Regions from separate parts of the Homo sapiens genome. Here region 1 is linked to region 2. Evidence: chromatin contacts called from ENCODE Hi-C data. All regions are on one chromosome and are shown on one strand. The core of a region is the stretch at or near the end of the contact, and the rest is flanking DNA. Distances in the headings are between cores, read along the strand shown. Region 1 overlaps DLG2 (discs large MAGUK scaffold protein 2). Region 2 overlaps DLG2 (discs large MAGUK scaffold protein 2).

Region 1 (4,680 bases), core at 89-2,588, 46 kb before region 2:
CTGGAATTCCAAGCCAGTGGGTCTTAACCTGTAAGGTGCTGTAGGAGTAGGGCCCACAGAATGAAGCCACTTAACTCCTGGATTCAGCCCCCTTCCTAGCGTAATGCGTGGATGGATCTCCCACCTCACTGGAATTCCCAGGGCCAGATTATACAAAACCCTTGGGCCTCTGTGCATGCCCCAGTGGCCATTATGTGGAGTTTCCACACAGCTCTCTGCTTCGGATCCAAGGCCCTGGTCGCATTGGCTCACGAGGGGATCTCCTGATCTACAGTTTGCAAAGATCCATGGGGAAACCATGGTTTCCCAGATGAGGGTGCATAATCACTCACCACCTCCCTTGGCTGGAGGTGGGGGTTCCCCTGGCTCTGTGCTGCTCCGTGGGCCATTGCTTCACCCTGCTTTTCCTCACTCTCCATGGGTCCAGCTGTCTACCTAGTCAGTCCTAATGCAATAACCTGGATACCTCAGTTGAAGGTACAGAATTCGCTTCCTGTTTTCACTCCTCCCTGTGACAGCTGCAGACTGCAGCTGCTTCTAATTGGCTATCTTATCTGGCACCCCTTGAGATATTTTGCATTTAGGTAAATATTTTGTGTATCACCTTCTTTTCCAAACAATTATTACTATGGTGTCTTCCGGTTGGTAGTTTTCTGATTGCCTCATTTCTTCTACGTGTATTTGTTGACATTTTCCTGTAAGGAAGAGCTTTCCCTTCTCCCCTGTTTTTTTTTTTTATTTGTTATGCCTTATTTGTGGAGTCCTAATTAGAGAAGGGGAGTTGGGCTGGTGGGACCAAGGGAAAGCAAAAAGAGAAAGCCCTCTTCAGCACACAGCACAAACATCATCCTATAAAATCCCCAGCAAGTCTCTCTCTCCTGTCAGTCACCTCCTCTCCTGCTGACCTACCTGTTGTTTTCTTGCAATGCATTTTCCTACTTTCTCAAACCTGCCTTTCTTTACGTACAGCTGTCTTGGTAAATTCTTTTTACCACCTGTGCAATACCAGCCTCAGATAGTTGCCAACCTGGGACATTATTTAACCTTCCTAACTTGAATTTTGTAGTGTTGGGCTCAGAACATGATACCTCAAATTATGGTACTTTGTCATGCTGAGTACTTTGAACTGAAGGAGATTGTAAGGGGCTCAGAGTTTCTTTGACTTTCTTCTATTCACCTTTCCCCACTATTTTTCCTGCCCAAGCTGAGTCATAGAAAGCAGAATTACTCTCCCCTTGGGTGAGTCATAGAAACTAGAATTCCTCTTCCCCAAAGCAAGCATGAAACCTGGAAAGGTCACTCTCTGGCCTCCCTTTTACCCTAAAGGTTCTTACGAGGCAAGTATCCTGCTGTATATGTGGGGGGAAAGAATGTCATACAGAGACACAGGAAAAAATCTGAACAAACAGGCCTTACTGAAGTTCCTTCTCCTCTCCCCTGTCCCTCCAGTCTATTACCATTAGATCATACCCCTTTTTGTCCAGTCATGTTTCTTCACAACTCTGCACTGCTTTTATCAGATTTATTTTTTAAAATACAGTTTTCCTTGGGTCTTTGGATCTTCATTTCCTTATGATGGCTCGCTGCCATGTAATATATAAACTTTTATTGAATTAAAATTATGTGCTTTTCTCCTATTTTTAGGCTTAGCCAGGAATCCTAGGTGGCTTGGGGAAACTTTTCCCCCCATAGGACAAATAAGATACATGTATGTGTTTTTATTTTCCCTTCTTTCTTATGTTGGGGCTTAGAAAATGATACCCAAAAGTATAGCTCTTTGACATGCTTAGCACTTGAATTAAAGGAAATTAGAAGGCCTCAGAATCAAGGACTTTTTGACCTTCTGTGTCTCTTCCCAAGCACAGGGTCGAACTCTCTGAAGGTTCTTTATCTGAAGCTACTCCAGAAGGAACATAATTGCTTTGGATACCTTCCCTGAAATTTTATTATTTAGAGAGGAGTAAACTCATATTTCAGGAAGAAAGACTGAGGAATATTACATATCTAGACAGAATGTCACAAACTATTGTCTGTTCTTAAGGTCCCATTCAGTTTCCAAACACAGCAATTCACAAATGATGATCTGTTCTTTGGGCCCAATCAACTCTCCTAAAAATCATTTACTACCCCTAAAAATTGCCTACATTCCCTCATCTCCTTGTCCTCTATGAAGAGGGTGCTATTTAAGCATTAGCCATCTCATCCTTTTTTGTGTTTCAATTTTGTATGGCTCATACATAGTTTGTATGTGCACACTTGCATGTTAATACATTTACGTACCGTTTTTCATGTTATCAGTTTATTTTAGCAAACTGGAACCTTCAGAGAGGGAGCGGAAAATTTCCTTTGCCCCTACACTTACACGGAAGATAGCATATTATAGACACAGTTGAACTTCTCTTAGCCACAGGTTCTGCATCCACATATACAATCAACCTGAAATCGAAAATATTAAAAGACAATAAAAATAACAGTATGGCAATGAAAATAATACAAATAAAAATACAGTACAACAACTATTTTTATAGCGTTCCCATTGTATTTGGTATTATAAGTAATCTAGAGATGTTTAAAAGTATCTGGGAGGATATGTGTAGGTTATATGCAAATACTACTTCACTTTATATGAGGGACTTGAGCATACACAAATTTTGGTATCTGTGAAGGTTTCTGGAACCAACTCCACATGGGTACTGAGGGGATGACCGTGTTCTTTAGCACTTTGCTTGTTTTACTTTAACAGTGTATCCTGAAAAAAATTCTGTTAGTTTATAGAAACCTTTTTTATTATTTGCATACCTGCATAGTAGTCAGCCAGACTTTTTAAAGGTTTGCAATGACGAAGACATTGACATAATGAAGTACCTGGTACTAGATAAGACCAGCTACCATAAACAACTATATAGCTGGAAATGCATGTGAAAGGTACATGATATTTTTTGTCCTATTTCTGCAAAATTTTTATAAGCTTTAAGTTATTTTGAATACATTTAAAAATCAAAGAAAAATGTAAAATAATAAATAAGTCTGTGAGAGCTTTACTTTTAAAATGTTTTCCCATTTGACCCCTCTACTCTTCCCTATCATTTCTCACCTCAACCCTTCTTTGATTCCCTATTTTTTGGGATAATCTGAATTCTTTGGCATAATGTCTAAGATTCTCCTAAATTGGCTTCTGCTTACCTTTTCTATTTCATTTCTAACAACTATTTGATGGCAAAAATGTAGTTGTCCAACTATATCATTCTGTTATAATACTTCAAAATTAAATTGAAATTATCTGCTTATATACTTGTTTCACTTATTTCACTCTACATTTCTTAAAGGACTGGCATATTGAGCATTTAATAAATGTTTATTGAACTGAACCTCTGTTGAAGTTTCAGAGCATGTTGTCTGCACTTCATTTTTGACAATCAAATCTTTCCACATGGTTTTATAGTGACTTTTGTATATATTTGTTTCCTTTCTTACACTAAATTCTTTTTGGACACTGTCTTCTTTGTGTTTTCCCCAAAACATCTTCTTTAGTGCTTTGCATGTAATACAATTTAATACATGTATATTGAATCAACAAATAAGGTGGACACTTTTCTTGATAACTGATACTCTCTTCTCTTGAACTCCTAGGTTGTGCCTAGTTTTATTTGTCTGTGCCCAGTTTTTTCAAGGAATCCTGAGGCCTTTAGGCTAAGAGAGTGAAGTTTATTATTATTTCAGCAGAGGAGAACTACTTAGTTTAAACTTACCCATTGTTTGTAATCCTGAAGTAGTCTATAAAATGGTAGCATGCTGTTTTCTGTAAAATAAAAGTGTAGGGGAAAAAAGTAATATCTTTTCCTTATCCATTGCTAGGTCCATGGCTAAGACCCCTATAATAAAAGACAGATTAACAAGAGAAAAGCATATGCATTAATTTAACATAAGTTTTACATGACAGAGAAGTGAAGACCTAAAGAAAAAGGGAAACCTGTGTATTTTTATGCTGAATTTGATGAAGAGTGGGCAGCCATGCAGAAGTATGACTGGCAAAAGAGATATGATCTAATGGTAATAAACTAGGCAGACTTAAGGCCTGTTTGTTCAGGTTCTTCTTGTCTTCTTTGTGTCTTTGAGCACAAGGATGTTCTTTCCCTCTGGGTATTAGGAGGGTTCCTCTGGAATGAAGGTTTTATCACTTGCTTCAGGGTGACGGGAAAGTGAGAGTGAACTTCCTGATTCTGCTGTTTTCTCAAATGCTACATTGCCCTATTTTGGGGTAGCATGTTCTGAACCCCACCTAAAGACTCCTCCTCACCTCATACCTCTGTAGTTTGTAACATTTCTTTTGTATGAAGAGAATAGTATAGAGTTAAGTAAACTAGGCATTCTATAAATATGAGACCCAGGAAATATTAATAGAATTGGATTACTCCAGAGTACAACTGGGATCTGACTCAGGCTGATCTGTACACTTGACATTCTTAGAGGATGGGAAGGGGCAGTGCTTCCCAGTGACCTGGCATCGTAGAACTCTGTTTAACTTTTTTAACATATATTTTTAGAGTTTATATGGCTTTTGGTTCCTGCAAGGACACAGATTTTGTACATGATGCTCATTAGTACTGACATTCATTTCCAAAGAAAAGAATTCTAGGTTTGAGCAAAATAATATAAATAAATAAAAAAGTAATCTACCAA
Region 2 (5,080 bases), core at 121-2,620:
CTTCATAACATTAGCCCTTTTTGATTCTGTGAGTAAAAACAACACAATGCTATGAAGAGCTATGAGACTGAGAGTATTGTCCTTTATAAGACCTTTACATAAATCTTATATTCTCAGACAAATGTGGGTCTGCAGAGGAAACAACTGCAAATGAAATTTTACAACTTAGATAACATTTACACATTTACTGCGCTCAGGCTGGGCACGGTGGCTCACGCCTGTAATCCCAGCACTTTGGGAGGCCGAGACGGGCAGATCATGAGGTCAGGAGATCGAGACCATCCTGGCTAACACGGTGAAACCCCGTATCTACTAAAAATACAAAAAATTAGCCTGGCATGGTGGCGGATGCCTGTAGTCCCAGCTACTTGGGAGGCTGAGGCAGGAGAATGGCGTGAACCTGGGAGGCGGAGCTTGCAGTGAGCCAAGATTGCGCCACTGCACTCCAGCCTGGGCGACACAGCGAGACTCCGTCTCAAAAAAAAAAAAAATTTTACTGTGCTCAAAACTTTAAAAAATATTATAAATCTTTCATGATGTACAAAAAAGAATTCATCACTGCCCTTTAGTATTTATCCATTATTTAATTTGAATGTTTGGAATATAAGATTTTCTTAAAGCAGATTACCCATGATTATAGCTACCTGAGGGACCTGTCTTGTTGCATGTATGTATGTTTCACCAAAGGCAATCTGAGAATATGTGTTGGATCAAGATTCAGAAAATATAGACTTGAGGTTTCCATTTATTATACTAGTAATCTTAGTAAACTCACTTTATCCTCTCTGACCCTTATTTTTCTCAAGTCTGAAATGGGGTAATAATACTGGCTTATCAGTAGTTCCTGAACAGGATTATTGTACAGAATCAAATTAGTTTATATATTTGAAAAGTACGAAGTACTCTATACATGGAAAGGATGAGAGAAATTATTGAAAATAAGATATCCTAGCATAAATTGGCATCTTTCATTACCATTAGCATCACCGTATGGTAGAGAAAAATGAGAGCTGTGTCTGTATATGTGTTAGAAGTAATCTTAAGTGACACAGGTCACATAAATACTTAAGCAAACTTAAGTTAAAAGAAGATCTAAGAGGATCACCTTTGTGAAGGTCTTGGCAAAGAACATCCCAGACAAGGGGAGTAGCTAGTGCCAACATACACATAAGGTTTAGTGTAGCAACTATGTATACACATAGCCAATAAATAGCAGCTGATGGTGTTTCTGTTCCCTCTCCTCTTTCTCTCTCATTTCCTCATTTCTGGGAGTCTGACACTGAAGGATAAATTTCACTAATTCAATTAGCTAGTTACCACTCTGGTGGCAAATTTCTATTTGTGTAGTCATGGTGATGGGGATTTCCTCTGGCTTCAGTGAATAATACTTTGCAGGTTTATAGCCTCTTACTGGTGAGAGAAAGATACCAAATGTTTTAGCTTCTTCTTCCATTTGTGCGTTCAAAGATAGTACCAGATTCAAAAGCCTATGAAAATAACCTTTGCCCCTCATATCTCTGTTTTAATATGCTTACCCACACATATCACTTTCTTTGTATCTAAGTAATTCAGTTCTCGAGCTAACCTTTTGGAGATGACAGGTTTTATGAGAAACGGGTTTGAGAGTAAATGAATGAGTTCTTGGAATTTGGAATTCTATTTACCTATTAAGTAAATTTAAGCCGAAAGTTCCCGGAAAATGTTTACTCTCTGGAGTCTTCCAAGCATAAACAGTTCTCCTACTCTGCTCTGTGCTCAATTTCTTTGTATGCCACTATCCCAGTTGTCATGGTTAGAAAAGTAGGAGTTAACCTTGATTTTTATTTATTCCTAAATCTCCCACAGCCCCAATCCTTATTTATTCTATTCCTTATAATCTGTCCTTTATTTACAATTTCTACTACCAGTGGTCTTTTTCAGAGACTCACTAATTCTTACCTGGATTTCTACAATAGAATCCCTATTTGTCTTCCTACCTTTCCTATCTTTCCACTCCTATACATTTTCCACACCATTAACTTGAACCTTCCCTTAAAAAATATACATACAGGCCGGGCATGGTGGCTCACGCCTGTAATCCCAGCACTTTGGGAGGCCGAGGCGGGCGGATCACGAGGTCAGGAAATCGAGACCATCCTTGCTAACACGGTGAAACCCCGTTTTCACTAAAAATACAAAAAATTAGCCGAGTGTGGTGGCAGGTGCCTGTAGTTCCAGCTACTTGGGAGGCTGAGGCAGGAGAATGGCATGAACCCGGGAGGTGGAGCTTGCAGTGAGCCGAGATCGCACCATGGCACTCCAGCTTGGGCGACAGAGCGAGACTCTGTCTCAAAAAAAAAAAAAAAAAAAAAAAAAATATATATATATATATATATAATATATATACAGACACACATACATGCATGTGTGTGTATAAATATGTGTGTGTATATGTGTATAAATATACATATATATGTGTGTATATGTGTGTGCATTTATGTGTGTGTGTGTATATATATATATAATTTGCATGTATATCACAACTCTGCAACTCTCGTTATAATCCTTCAGGGATTCCCTGTCCCCTACTGCTCCCTTATTCAAAATTTTGTTTGTTCACCAAATGCAATATCATCTGCTAGAAAACTGCTGGAAATGCAGGATCTTAGTCCCCGTGTGAAACTACTGAATCAGAATCTGCGTTTTCATAAGATCGATAATTGATTTGTATCCTTAGTTGATTTTGCACATTAAGGTTTGAGAAGCACTGCCCTTCAAGATAAAGTCTGCATTGTTTCCCCTGCAGCACATGGCCCTCGATGTTGTATCCCTTGCCTAACTGCCTATCTCAGATCCCACTACCTTTCATGCCTTAGTCAACTATAATCAATAACATTTGGTTTCCCCAAATAATTTGAATTTCATCCTCTTGTTTCTTCGTTGTGCCTGTTTTTTCTTATGCCTGGAATACCTCTCAACTTCCTAGCTTGATACTTCCCTAATACATTTCTTAACCTTTAAGATTCAGCTAAATGCGGATTTCTCTTTAAGTACTTTCCTTGGTATTGTCCTACTAGACTGAGCCCATCAGCCTCCATGTTCTCCGCACATTGTCTGCATCTTTGTTATAGTCTTTATCTGGTTGTGTAGTTAGCTTTTCCATGTGCCTATTTCTTGCTAGAATGTGAATTCCTTGAGGACAGGGGAAGTTCTTAGTTGTATTTATAGCTGATCACTTACCATGGTACTGGCAGATGTACTACAAGTGTTGATTGATTCTTTCATTTAACAGACATTTGATAGCTATTTCACTGTTCAATAAGTGAATGAGTGGGTGAAATTCTTCCTTCCTCTAATTTACACACACACATACATACATACTACACACACACACAACACTCTTATGTAGATATCCATGTACTTCTGTGTGTGTATATATAGACTCATGTGCACATATACACAAATGTTTTAGCATATATACATACATGTACACACATATGTACATGTGTATATATAATGTGCATTTCACAATAAATAGTTGTGAAAGAAATCTTTGTACTCTGATGGAGAAACTATTCAGTTAAGAGACAGCCAATTGGTAAACTTATCTGTGAATATTTGGTGAGCCTGAAATGATACTTGGAAGTGTCATTTTTGTATAAAAGAAATGGACTAATAGAGGTAAAATTCCTTATATACACCTGGAAAATGGCAATTGAATCACATCTATGATAAACCAAATTATCATGATCATAATTGAAATTTCTAAAATTTAAGTACAAAATACTTAGAAGACAATTGCACCTTTTTATTAAACAAAAACTAAAGCAGTCAGATCTGCTTTTCAGTTTGATAAAAGAATGCCAACTCATGTTCATTTAATTTCTTAGTGATTTAATATAGCATGGTATTTTTTGGGGAAAATTATTTGACTTTATAATATATATATAACATATTTATCATAAATATACTATAAAAGAATAACAATATTAATGTAGTATATTTTACTATGAAAACATTAAAGTGAGTTAGAAAGGTGTGCAATAGAAAATTAAAAAATGATGTTATTCTCCTAAATTATCAGGTTATAAAATAATTGGAGAAATAATATAATTTTTTTAAGTGGAATACATTATGTTTTACTCAACTTTCAGGATACAAACTTGTCTAGGAAGAGGTTCACAGCAGTTCGGCTACTTTTTTATACTGGTTTACATTTCAGAGAACAAAGTGTATCAGTATCATTAAATGGCTTTATCCCAAGTAACCTACAAAAGGAACTTAAAAAACTATAATAGTAATTATTACTTGGAATTTGTCCAACTAGCCACAGATGACACCAGCACTATGCATACAGGAGCTGAATGGATGTTACGTTATTCTGTGGTTAAGATCTGAGTTAAAAGCTTTACAGACTTTCAAATGTTCCCTTAAAATTGTTCTGAAACCCCTAGACAGAAATGACTTAGAATAATCTATTATACCACTTTACCAAGCAGCAATGTAGTTAGCAGTAGAGTCTCCTCGAAGACCATTTAATTATGTTTCAAAAAAGAATATCCAAAAGTCAAATTTCAAGACATAAATCATACCATTTATTATCTATGCCAGCAAGAATTTTGATTTTTGTATGAAAACACATTTCATAAAGTATTAATTTTTTTAGCTTACCTCTCGCATACTTCATGCTTTTACAATGAGAAATATAACCTTTGATGCTGTCTTTAAGATACCCTAAAATAAAATAAATTATTTGTTTTTAAATAGAGTTCTAAATAGGACATTACAAGGATAATTTCTTGATATTCTTAATGATAAAAATTTAAAAAATTTATTTGCTAAAGAAACCATAAATGAAAGTATACATTTTAAGCAAAATAAACTCTTCCTCCCTTTCTTTGTTTTGAATCTCTTAGGATTTCTAGATATGGTGTTTTCTTGCAAGTCTCTTAAAATAAAACTGTCCTGAATTAATACACCCATAATTTACTTAGAAATCTAAAGTTCTGTTTAAACTGAGAACATATCTAATTGCTAGTCCGTTCTGGCTATTGCTTGATGTTGGCCATGGCACTTGATCTACAAAAGCCTGCACATTTTC

The links. A loop is a pair of places that touch in the nucleus more often than their neighbours do.
Region 1: a map of PC-9 shows a loop between it and region 2 (2.5-fold over the local background). The contact joins two enhancer-like sites. A Hi-C loop is called at or near these places in 2 of 168 maps with a recorded cell type or tissue (Caco-2 and PC-9).

The regions. Positions count from the first base shown.
Region 1 is chr11:85,166,994-85,171,673 of GRCh38, reverse strand. The region is part of intron 4 of DLG2 (discs large MAGUK scaffold protein 2); the gene reads left to right. Among named protein-coding and RNA genes, the nearest start is that of DLG2, 460 kb to the left of the region's middle. Within about 2 kb of position 1,338, at least 4 of the 41 ENCODE cell types and tissues checked have a DNase peak (open chromatin) inside an H3K27ac peak, as active enhancers do.
Region 2 is chr11:85,120,246-85,125,325 of GRCh38, reverse strand. All of the region lies in intron 5 of DLG2 (discs large MAGUK scaffold protein 2), which reads left to right. Among named protein-coding and RNA genes, the nearest start is that of DLG2, 500 kb to the left of the region's middle. RefSeq lists an enhancer at 1,382-1,431. Within about 2 kb of position 1,370, at least 2 of the 41 ENCODE cell types and tissues checked have a DNase peak (open chromatin) inside an H3K27ac peak, as active enhancers do.